Regions from separate parts of the Homo sapiens genome. Here region 1 is linked to region 2. The links are chromatin contacts, found by Hi-C or POLR2A ChIA-PET in ENCODE. All regions are on one chromosome and are shown on one strand. The core of a region is the stretch at or near the end of the contact, and the rest is flanking DNA. Distances in the headings are between cores, read along the strand shown. Region 1 has its middle 32 kb from the start of LINC01307. Region 2 overlaps SLC30A7 (solute carrier family 30 member 7).

Region 1 (5,870 bases), core at 2,125-4,624, 350 kb before region 2:
CCAGGCTGGCCGAGGAGACTCACGCCTGTAATTCCAGCATTTTGGGAGGCCAAGGCAGGCGAATCATGAGGTCAGGAGTTTGAGACCAGCCTGACCAACGTGGTGAAACCCCATCTCTATTTAAAAAAATACAAAAATTAGCTGGGCATGGTAGTGCGCGCCTGTAATCCCAGCTACTTGGGAGGCTGAGGCAGGAGAATCACTTGAACCCGGGAGGCGGAGCTTGCCGTGAGCTGAGATCCCGCCACTGCACTCTAGCCTGGGCAACAGAGTGAGACTCTGTCTCAAAAAAAGAAAAAAATAATAATCCTGAACTCCCAAAGATTTGTTACGTCAGCCTAAAAGGTGTTGGGCAAGGGAGGTGCTCATGTGACACAAGGAATTAGATCTTAATTCATCTCTTTACCTGATAATATGTCTGATAAGACAAAATAGCTTCACAACTGTTACAACAAAAGAAATTCTATAATGAAACTTCTAGGCTTAATGTATAAATTCTCAGACAATAAAAATTAAATATGCTAGAATTTTTTTTTTCTTGAGACGGGGTCTCACTCTGTCACCCGGGCTCCAGTGCAGTGGCATAATCTCATCTCACTGCTACCTTCGTCTCCCGGGTTCAAGAGATTCTCCTGCCTCAGCCTCCCAAGTAGCTGGGATTACAGGTGCCCACCACCACATCCAGCTATTTTTTGTATTTTTAGTAGAGACGGGGTTTCACCATGTTAGCCAGGCTGGTCTCAAACTCCTGACCTCCAGGGATCCACTTGCCTCGGCCTCCCAAAGTGCTAGGATTACAGGAATGATGCACCATGCCCAGCTAAAATAGGCGAGAATTTATCAGAGAAGTATTCCTGGAAGAAGCTGATTTTGAAACAATCCTGGAACCAATGGAAAGAGAAAGAAACTTTCCAATAAAGAGGGGACAATTTAGGGAAAATTGTTACATTATAGGGAAAATAGGGGGAGGGCACTAAGGCAGGAAATAGTGAGTCATAGATGGGGGAGGAGTTAGAAGGTTACAATGTGGGGTACCACAGTCATCAGGGGGATTCTTCACCACCGCAGAAAGGCAAGTCTGTGGTGCGTGGACTCGCCTGGAAATCAGAGCACACCAAATATGACTCAAGACCAGGTTAGATTCTGGGAAGATAAATAGGGCAATGAAATGTTCTCATGCAGCATTAGTAAAATAAGACCCACAGCAAAAAAAGAAAAGAAGACCAAATACCACAATGAAAAGTCCTGAGCATGGCATTGGGTGCTCCCTTCCAACTGAAGCATAAAATTTCAACCACATTGCTTTCCCAGAGCCACTGCAACCACTGGGTTCATCAAATCCAATTCCTCCTTTTGGTGGTCAAAAAATTGAAACCACAGAGATGCACTGACGTAGAGAAACCTGAGGCCATCTGTCCCAATTTTCTGAGATGCTGCTAGACTTTGTAGCACTTTTTTCTGCTGCAGGAGCTCAAAGCCCTTTTGAAAATACATTAATATCACAGAGGATATGCTTCTAGCAACAGGAAGGGCCTTTAACAAAGAAAAGGCACACTGTCCCCCTTCAAAGTATTTTACTGGGAGGTTATATACTTAGTCCCAGCTGCTAGTGCTTAGGGATATATCGTTTCTTTAACTTTTTTTTTTTTTTTTTTTTTTTTTTGAGACAGTGTCTTCCAGGCTGGAGTGAAGTGGTATGATCTCAGCTCACTGCAACCTCCACCCCCCCATGGCTCAAGCAAACCTCCCACCTCAGCTTGCCGAAGTGCTGGGATTACAGGTGTGAGCCATCACGCCTGACACATTTTTTCTTTATTCCTAAAATTCATTGAATCTTTATCCTTTAAGATGAATGATTGTGTGAAATAGCTTAAAGTCCTTTGTTCCTAATTACAGTGATTAAAGTAGTGATCAGACACGGTATAATACCATTTTTAAATAATAAACTAAATAAACTGGACATGGTGGCTTATGCCTATAATCCCAACACTTTGGGAGGTCAAGGTGGGAGTATCGCTTGAGGCCAGGAGCTCAAGACCAGCCTGGGCAACACAGCAAGACCTTGTATCTAGAAACAAACTTTAAAAATTAGCCCAGTAGGCCGGGTGCGGTGGCTCACTGCTGTAATCCCAGCACTCTGAGAGGCTGAGGTGGGCAGATCACCTGAGGCCAGGAGTTCGAGACCAGCCTGGCCAACATAGTGAAACCCCCTCTCTACTAAAAATACAAAAATTAGCTGAGTGTGGTGATGGGCGGCTGTAATCCCAGCTACTTGGGATTACAATTGTCCTGCTGAGGCAGGAGAATTGCTTGAATCCAGGAGGTGGAGGTTGTGGTGAACAGAGATGGTGCCACTGCACTCCATCCTAGGCAACAGAACAAGACTCCATTGAAAACAAACAAACAAACAAAAAACAAACAACAAAACAAACAAAAACAAACAAACAAAAAACCATAGCCCAGTATGGTGACATGTGCCTGTGGTCCCAACTACTTAGGAGGCTGAGGCAGGCAGATCCCTAGAGCCCAGGAGGTTGAGGCTACAGTGAGCTATAATTGTGCCATCCAGCCTGGGTGACAGAGTGATAAATAAACTAAATAGGTAAACTCAATAAACACATAAACTAAATAAATTGATTTCCTCACTTGGTTCCTTATGGAGGCTCTTCATAGACAGCTGTCAACCTCTTACTGTGTTGGACACTGAAAGAGGAATGGATGGTTTCCATGGTCCCTGCTGTCAAGAAGCGTACATTAGAAGGGAATACTTACTCAAGCAAACATGCTTCATTACCAGCAAAAGTGAAATACTATGACATGTGAGAAGAAAGCAAGCCATCTTTTTGATTTGAAGAATAAGGAAAAGCATCATAGGAAAAGTAGCATCTTAGTTGGCCGTTGGAGGAAAAACAGAATTTTAATAAGGAAAGAAAGGCATAAAAAGAGCAATCCAAGCTGAATAAGAATAACAAAGTCATGGAGATGTGAAAGTGCAGGGTAAGTTCAGGAAATAGGAAACTGCTGTGTGGTTAAAGCAATGGGCACGTGGGAGATGGTGGTGGAAGATGCAACCCGATCAGGCAGGAGCACAAACATCAGACTCTGGATTGCATCAGACCCAGGAGAGTGTTTTCAGTCAGATTTTCAACAATGACAGCCTTGTTAGAATAAGTGGGTGGCTTCCCCTGATAACTACTTTGAAGGACAACATTCACTGAGGTGCTTAAGTTCTAGGACTGCTTAAAACCAAATCAGGTCCCATTGCTTGATAATTACAGCTGATAAAATCATGTCTCTGTACAGGAAAATTTAGCACCAATTAGTTAAATCATCAGGCTTCAGAGCAGAGTCATCAGCAAAGCCACAAAGGAGGAAGAGGCTTAGTCCTGCTGGGCAGTCTGGCAAATGAAGTTACTAAGTATAAACATAAAGTCTTCCAGGCACTCCCCTTGGGAAAATCTGTTTCTCGCTTGGGGGAACTGGAGAGGTCTCTCCTAGGATCAGGAGTTACAGGGGATGAGGATGGTGGGGGTAGGGGTGCATGGACTGAGTTTGGGAAGGACCTAGCATCGTGGAGTGCTCAGGTGCAAAGGAGAGAAATCAGGAAAGAAGCCCAGTTTATCTCTAGCACCAAGGTAAGATGGAAATGGTGGGGGCACTGAAGGAAGATTGCAACTTGTTCAGCCTCTGGGTGCCCAACATGCATACCAAAGCCTCAAGATAGAGCACCCATGACAGCACAACTAATTCCAAATGCTACAAGCTTGTGGTTCAAGGCTACCAATAAAATACCCTTAGTCCCACCCACAAAGTTTCTAATTTAGTGAGCTAAATTAGACCTGAGATGGGCTGAGAATTTGATTTTCTAAGAACTTCTGAGGTGGTGCTGATGCTGCTAGTCTAAGAACCTCCGACCTAGAACTTATGAACCACAGCCCTCAGGTGACATGTTTAGTAGCTGAATCTGAGAGAAACTGCAAAGGGTAGGAGTTGACAGTTTCCAGCTCAGACTACCTGAGGGGGATCTGTATGCTCCAGAGACTGATAAACATCAAAACAAGCAACAATCCAAGACAGATAGTGATCATGCAATAAAAAGAAGGCAGAAAGGGAAGGTTAAAGGAAGGAAGCAGAGAAGGAATCTGGGCCATTTGCCTGGAGACAACCACCCAGTAGAGCAGAAAGGAGCTGCATCACTAGCCAGTCACTCGGAAGCTACAGCTCTGTTGTCACCTGGCTGCATCTAGAATCATCTACGGAGCTTTCCAAAAATGCCAGGTGCTAAGCCTCACCCCCCCAAACAAATTAAATCAGAATCCTACAGATGGGGCTCTGACTGTGGGAGTTTCTGAAAGCTCCCAGATGATTCAAACGTGCAATTAGGGTTGAGAGTCGCTGTTCTAAGGGAAATTTGATCCTGTTTAAAGAAAGAAAGAAAGAAAAAATCCAATAGAGAAATCTGTGGAAGAAGCAGTCTATCTCTACTTAACTTAAAATGTAACAAGATTTCTAAAGTGATTGCTCCTCACCTTCTTACTCTATCCTTCCCAAACCTTCAAATTCGTTTACAGCTGTGGATACATCCAGCACTGTGCCTGAGCAGTTTCTTTCTTATTTATTTATTTATTTATTTATTTATTTATTTATTTATTTATTTTAAAATAAAGATGAGGTCTTGCTATGTTGCCCAGGCTGGCCTCAAACTCCTAGGCCAAGCGAACCTCTTGCCTCAGTCTTCCAAGTACTGGAATTACAGGTGTGAGCCATTGTTCTCAGCCTATGGAGCAGCTTCTGTGCTGTTGTGCTCCCCCATGCTTTGCTTACTGTGGATCATGATTACGGATTATGGTTAACAGCAGTCAAACAAGCCTTGTAGCTGAAAATATTGAAAGAGGCCTTCTCCTAGGGCTCACTCTCTTCCTGTCTCTCGGAGGTCTGACACCAAGACAAATGGTTTTTGTCTCTGCATAGCTACAAATCTATGGATCATTTATTTTATATTAGATTAAAAATGTGAGCTTAAGAGTCAATGCTGCCAAGCATGGTGCCTCATGCCTGTAATCCCAGCAACTCTGGAAGCAGAAGGATCTCTTGAGCCCAGGAGGTCAAGGCTGCAGTGAGCTATGATCACACCACTGCACTACAGCCTGGGTGACAAAGTGAGACCCTGTCTCTAAAAACATTTAAAAGAGTAAAAGTAAAAAAGGGTCAATGCCCTTACAAAAGAGATTTCTAGAGCATCTAGTCAAATTTTATATATCTATGTCTGAGCATACTGAAGAATAAGTGAAATGTTATATGAAACTGCAATATATAAATAGATAAAAAGAAGCATTATAGAACTGTGTATGATGTTATTATTTGTGTTAATAAAAGAAAGAGGTGGGGCAATATGGGGGAATATCTCCAAAAATATAGATAATAGATTGTGACATTGGTTTACTCTAATGTGGGGCAGATTAGTGAGGAGACTTTTTGCTATGTGCTCTTTTCTACCTCTTGAATTTTGAATCACTTACATGGATTACCTATTCAAAAATAAAATTTTTTGAATTAACTTTTTATAGTGGGGCCTGTTCTGGTTAAAACAGTCTGGACCTTCCTTTTCAACCTCTTCCCCTCATCCCAAGCCCTCACACCCAGACAAAGATCCATGAAGATTTCTAAACCCATGATGTTCCTCAGACGACGCCTCCCCCACATGGGGTTTGGTGGAGAACTGCTAAACCATTTCACTCCCACATTTTTGTTTTCTTATTTTTTGTAATGACAGGTCTCACTATGTTGCCAAGCCTGGTCTCGAACTCCTGGCCTCAAGCAATCCTCCCTCCTTGGCCTCCCAAAGTGCTGGGATTATAGGGGTAAGCCAC
Region 2 (6,193 bases), core at 2,245-4,744:
CTTCAAGGAGAACTACAAACCACTGCTCAATGAAATAAGAGGACACAAATGAATAGAAGAACATTTCATGCTTGTGGATAGGAAGAATCAATATCATGAAAATGGCCATACTGCCCAAGGTAATTTATAGATTCAATACCATTCCCATCAAGCTACCAAGGACTGTCTTCACAGAATTGGAAAAAACTACTTGAAAGTCCATATGGAACCAAAAAAGAGCCCGCATTGCCAAGACAATCCTAAGCAAAAAGAACAAAGCTGGAGGCATCACGTTACCTGACTTCAAACTATACTATGAGGCTACAGTAACCAAAATAGCATGCTACTGGTACCAAAACAGAGATATAGACCAATGGAACAGAACAGAGGCCCCAGAAATAATACCACACATCTACAACCATCTGATCTTTGACAAACCTGAAAAAAACAAGAAATGGGGAAAGGATTCCCTATTTAATAAATGGTGCTGGGAAAACTGGCTAGCCATATGTAGAAAGCTGAAACTGGATCCTTTCCTTACACCTTATACAAAAATTAATTCAAGATGGATTAAAGACTTAAATGTTAGACCTAAAACCATAAAACCCCTAGAAGAAAACCTAGGCAATACCATTCAGGACATAAGCATGGGCAAGGACTTCATGACTAAAACACCAAAAGCAATGGCAACAAAAGCCAAAAGAGACAAATGAGATCTAATTAAACTAAAGAGCTTCTGCACAGCAAAAGAAACTACCGTCAGAGTGAACAGGCAACCTACAGAATGGGAGAAAATTTTTGCAATCTACCCATCTGACAAAGGGCTAATATCCAGAATCTACAAAGAACTTAAAACAAATTTACAAGAAAAAAACAACCCCATCAAAAAGTGGGAGAAGGATATGAACAGACATTTCTCAAAAGAAGACATTTATGCAGCCAACGGACACATGAAAAAATGCTCATCATCACTGGCCATCAGAGAAATGCAAATCACAACCACAATGAGATACCATCTCATGCCAGTTAGAATGGCGATCATTAAAAAGTCAGGAAACAACAGATGTTGGAGAGGTTGTGGAGAAATAGGAACGCTTTTACACTGTTGGTGGGAGTGTAAATTAGTTCAACCATTGTGGAAGACTGTGGCGATTCCTCAAGGATCTAGAACTAGAAATACCACTTGACCCAGTGATCCCACAAAGGATTATAAATCATGCTACTATAAAGACACATGCACACGTATGTTTATTGTGGCACTATTCACAATAGCAGACTTGGAACCAACCCAAATGTCCATCAATGATAGACTGTATTAAGAAATTGTGGCACATATACACCGGGGAGTAGGGGGTGGGGGGAGGGATAGCATTAGGAGAAATACCTAATGTAAATGAGGAGTTGATGGGTGCAGCAAACCAACATGGCACATGCATACCTATTTAACAAACCTGCAAATTGTGCACATGTACCCTAGAACTTAAAGTATAACAAAATAAAAAATAAATAAATAAAAAAACTAAAGAACCAAAAGGAGCCAATTTTTTTTTCTTTTTGCAGCTAGTAAGTTAAAAAATCTCAATATGCTTTTCACGTTTTTGACTTACTTTTCTTTGAAGGGCTAAATATGTGGATGATTCCAAAGTCAAAAATATTTTAAAAACATATTCTGTCTGGGTATGGTGTCTCACACCTATAATCCCAGCACTTTGGGAGACTGAGGAGGGTGGATTTCTTGAGTCCAGGAGTTTGAGACCAGCCTGGACAACATGGCAAAACCCCATCTCTACAAAAATTAGCCAGGCGTGGTGGTGTGCACCTGTAGTCCTAGCTACTTGGGAGGCTGAAGTAGGAGGATGGCTTGAGGCCAGGAGGCAGATGCTGCAGAGACTGTGCCACTGCCCTCACTCTAGCCTGGGTGACAGAGCCAGACCCTGTCTCGAAAAAATATATAAATAAAATAAAATGAAAATTCAAAGTCTCACTTCTAATCCCTTTCCTCTGCCGAAAAGGTAACTATATTTGCTTTTGATTTATTCTTCCAGTGTTTCTTTTCAAAATTATATGAAAACATTTAGATTATATGCATGTCTCTTCTTCTTATATAAAAGGTAGCAGTGCTTTTATATAGTTTATGCTATAAACCTATATATCATGTGCTACATATTAAGTGCTATCTTGTTTTCTTAATAATATTCTTGAAAATCATACCACATTACCACATAAAGATCATCTTTATTCTCCTTTTTAAGGTTGCACAGAACTGCTTTACTGATGATGTAATATTACAAAATACATATTTGGTCTTTGACCCATTTCCTGATATACAGCTCTTAAAATCCTTGGACTCTCTAAAGTGATGTCTTTCTAATGAGTTGACTGATGGCTGGCAGCCTGTAGGTAGCTTCAGGATGTGGGCTGGTCATGCAGAAAGATCAAGGCATGATTAGAAAGATCCAGATAGGGAGAGCGGCTGAAGGTTAAGTTGATCACCAATGGCCAATTAATCAATCATGCCTATGTAATGAAGCCTCCATAAAAACCCAAAAGGACAGGGTTTGGGAAGCTTCCAGATAGCTGAAGACATGAAGTTTCCTGGAGTGTGGCTCACCTAGAAATGACATGGAAGCTCTATCCTTCCCCCATACCTCACCCCATGCATCTCTTCCTCTGTATCCTTTGTTATGTCCTTTATAATACGCTAGTAAACATGCTTCCCTGAGTTCTGTGAGCTGCTTTAGTAAATTAATCGAATCCAAGGAGGGGGTTGTGGGATCCCCAGTTTATAGCCGGTCAGTCAGAAGCACAGGCAAACTAACCTGGGGTTTGCAAATGGCATCAGAAGTGGGATCCCTCAACCTGTGAGATCTCACACTGTCTCCAGGCAGTGTCAGAATTGAACTGAATTAGAGGATACTCAGCTACTGTCTGCTGGAGAACTGATTGTGTGAAAATAAGTAATTCAAAATCTAAGCTGTTGGAACTTCAAAACATTTTGAGCCTTAAAGGAATGTGATTATAGGACCTCAGTCACGTAACAGGGAACTGTAACCACTGTTTCTCTGATTAGATTTGCCTTCTCTCTTACCCACATAGTTTTATAAAATGTTGTAAATGATTAAAGGGCACCTAGGCAGCCCCATTCTCTCTTCACTGTAGATTAACTGCCCTTTTACTTTTTTCATACACAGACTATCATGTCTAAGATGAAATGTTAAAAACACTCTTTTAAATTGAAAAGGAAATGAAAGCAAGCTGTAACTCATTAGATTGTTATAACTCATAAACCAGCCTTGCATAGAAAATGCTATAACCCTAATACATTTGTTTTCTGCCTGTATAAGCAAGAACTTAACTTTTAATTTGGGAGCACAGACTCCATTTCTCTGGAGTTTGTGTTTCCCAGATGGCCATTCTCAGCTTTTCACTTGAATAAAGCTAGACTCTGATTCTTTCGATTATTTCAGGTTAACACTTGCTTGGTGTCTGGGGAAAAAACCCCACACATTTCACAGAAGTCTACTGTGTTGATTGTTGCTGGGTGAGAGAACAGAAAAAGCACTTTGAGTGTTTTTTCCATAGAGATGGCCATTTGTGTTCTTTCCAATCTTTTGCTATTACAAATAAAGGCACAAAGAATGACTTTACAGATATGTTCTTTTATATTTTTTGCAAATTTGCCTTTGGGATATATTCCCAAAAGTGTGATTGCTTAATTAAAGGTATATGCATATTTAATTTTGCTAGACATTGCCCAATTCCTCTGAGTTAATACTATTCTCATTCCTATCAGCAAAGTATGAGAGTACCTATTTTACCCATAGCCTTGCCAAAAGATTATGCAAACCTTTGGACATTTATCTACTGATGGGTAAGAAGTGGTGTCTCAATGCAGTTTTAATTTCTATTTCTTCCTTATACGTTGAGCTAAACTACTCTTCTAAAAGTTGTTTGTGCTTCCTGCCAGAGGATGCCGTCAAGGAGGCATTGTTAAAATCTCTCTTCCCACTGCCGTCACGTCGCAGTCAGTTTTCTAAAGAGCCCGAATGGCTGTGGAAGCTCTTCATTTTCATTGGAGGGTTGGCTTTGAAACAAAGCTGAGGAAGATCTGAGGAGCCATTCCGAGCAATGGGGAACACTCACAGAGTGTGTGGTAATGGGAGATCCAAACACCAGGCACTCCAGGGGCCTTGGGTTTGTCACGTATGCCACTCCAGGGGCTTTGGGTTTGTCACGTATGCCACTGTGGAGGAGGTAGATGCAGTCATGAATGCAAAGCTACACAAGGTGGATGGAAGAGTTGTGGAACCAAAGAGAGCTGTCTCAAGAGAAGACTCTCAGAGACCAGTGCCCACTTAACTGTGAAAAAGATATTTGTTGCTGGCATTAAAGAGTATACTGAAGAACATCACCTAAGAGATTATTTTAAACAGTATGGAAAAACTGAAGTGATTGAAATCATGACTGACCAAGGCAATGGCAAGAAAAAAGGCTTTGCCTTTGTAAGCATGACTGTGGATAAGACTGTCATTCTGAAATACCATACTGTGAATGGCCACAATTGTGAAATTAGGGAAGCTGTGTCAAATCAAGAGATGCCTAGTGCTTCATCTAGCCGAAAAGGGTGAAGTGCTTCTGGAAACTTTGGTGGTGGTTGTGGAGGTGGTTTTGGTGGGAATGGCAATTTTGGTTGTGGTGGAAACTTTAGTGGTCATGGTGGCTTTGGTGGTAGCTCTGGTGGTGGTGGATATGGTGGCAGTGGGATGGTTAAAATGGATTTTGTAATAATGGAAGCAAATTTGGAGGTGCTGAAAGCTACAATGATCTTGGCAATTACAACAGTCTTCAAATTCTGAACCCATGAAGGAAGGAAACTTTGGTGGCAGAAGATCTGGCCCCTATGGTGGTGGAGGCAAATTCTTTTCTAAACTATGAAACCAAGGTGGCTGTGGCAGTTCCAATAGCTGCAGAAGCTATGGCAGTAGCAGATTTTAATTACTGCTAGGAAATAAAGTTTAGCAGGAGAGAAGAGCCAGAGAAGTGACAGGGAAACTACAGGTTACAACGGATTTGTGAATTCAGCCAAGCACAGTGGTGGCAGGGCCTAGCTGCTACAAAGAAGACATGTTTTAGACAGTATTTGTGTATATGGGCAAAAAACATGAAAACTATATTTGTGATTAATTATGTAACAATTAATAACAGGTTATCTTAGTTTATGTTCTGTGGAAAGTGTAAAACAGTCCACTGAAGGGTTTTAATATAAGATTTTATTTTTTGCATCCATGCTGTTGATTGCTAAATGTTATAGTCCGATCATGACACTGAATGTGTCTTTAAAAATAAATTAATTAATCACATTAAATTTGTATTTCTTTTCCTGTAACTTAAATAAACTTATACTTTTACCCAGTTTTCTATCAGGAAGTTAGTCTCTTAATTAAATTACATTTTTATTTTTAGAAGCTCTCTTTATATTAGAAATGTTAGTCCTTCATGATCTAAGTGGCCAATACTTACTCTAATTTATTGTGTCTTGTGACTTTCCTTATGATGCTTTCTTCTTATGCCAAAATTCTTCTTTTTAAAAATGTAGCTTAATTCATTAATCTTTTCTCTTACTGATTTTCTAGTTTTGAGCCACAGCTACCCCTTAATATTCTCATGCTACCGTAAATATTTCAGCCATGCCTTCTTTTAATACTAGCATGGTTTCATGTTTTACTTTTAAAACACTAACCCATTTGAAATGTTTCCGGGTATATAGTATAACATAGAGCTCTAAATTTATCTTTTTCCAAATGGCTATCCAGTTTTTAGGGAAGCCATCTTTTTTCCACTGATTTGAGGTGCTGTCTTTATCATTAGTAAGCCACTATATATATATAAACCCATCTCTGGACCTCCTAATCTGCTCCATTAGTCTTCTTGCTCTTTCAGGTATCTCATTATGTTCATTACAAAGGCTTTATATTTTACATCTTCTTTTCCAGGATTTACTTGGCTATTCCTCCTGTTTGTTTTTTCCTTATAAACTTTAAAATCAATTTTTACTACTTCCTCCTCAGAATAAAAGGACCTACTGGTATTTTTATTTGAATATTTTAAAACTTTTATAAATAAACACAAAAAGCATTGACATGTTGCTGTTTTTTTTTTTTTTAGACGGAGTCTCACTCTGTTGCCCAGGCTGGAGTGCAGTGGCACGATCTCA

What was found. A loop is a pair of places that touch in the nucleus more often than their neighbours do. ChIA-PET counts read pairs that join two places held with the same protein, here RNA polymerase II (POLR2A). Pooled maps may share reads with other maps.
Region 1: a map of uterus shows a loop between it and region 2 (4-fold over the local background). The contact joins two enhancer-like sites. A Hi-C loop is called at or near these places in 3 of 168 maps with a recorded cell type or tissue (PC-3, gastrocnemius medialis and uterus) and 6 of 50 pooled maps. POLR2A ChIA-PET finds 5 or more read pairs at or near these places in 13 of 52 experiments (B cell, CD4-positive, alpha-beta T cell, CD4-positive, alpha-beta memory T cell and 9 more).

What each region holds. Positions count from the first base shown.
Region 1 is chr1:101,289,080-101,294,949 of GRCh38, reverse strand. No RefSeq gene overlaps it. Among named protein-coding and RNA genes, the nearest start is that of LINC01307, 32 kb to the left of the region's middle. RefSeq lists enhancers at 966-1,035, 1,176-1,265. Within about 2 kb of position 3,374, at least 3 of the 41 ENCODE cell types and tissues checked have a DNase peak (open chromatin) inside an H3K27ac peak, as active enhancers do.
Region 2 is chr1:100,939,797-100,945,989 of GRCh38, reverse strand. All of the region lies in intron 8 of SLC30A7 (solute carrier family 30 member 7), which reads right to left. It also overlaps the pseudogene HNRNPA1P68. Among named protein-coding and RNA genes, the nearest start is that of SLC30A7, 47 kb to the right of the region's middle. Within about 2 kb of position 3,494, at least 2 of the 41 ENCODE cell types and tissues checked have a DNase peak (open chromatin) inside an H3K27ac peak, as active enhancers do.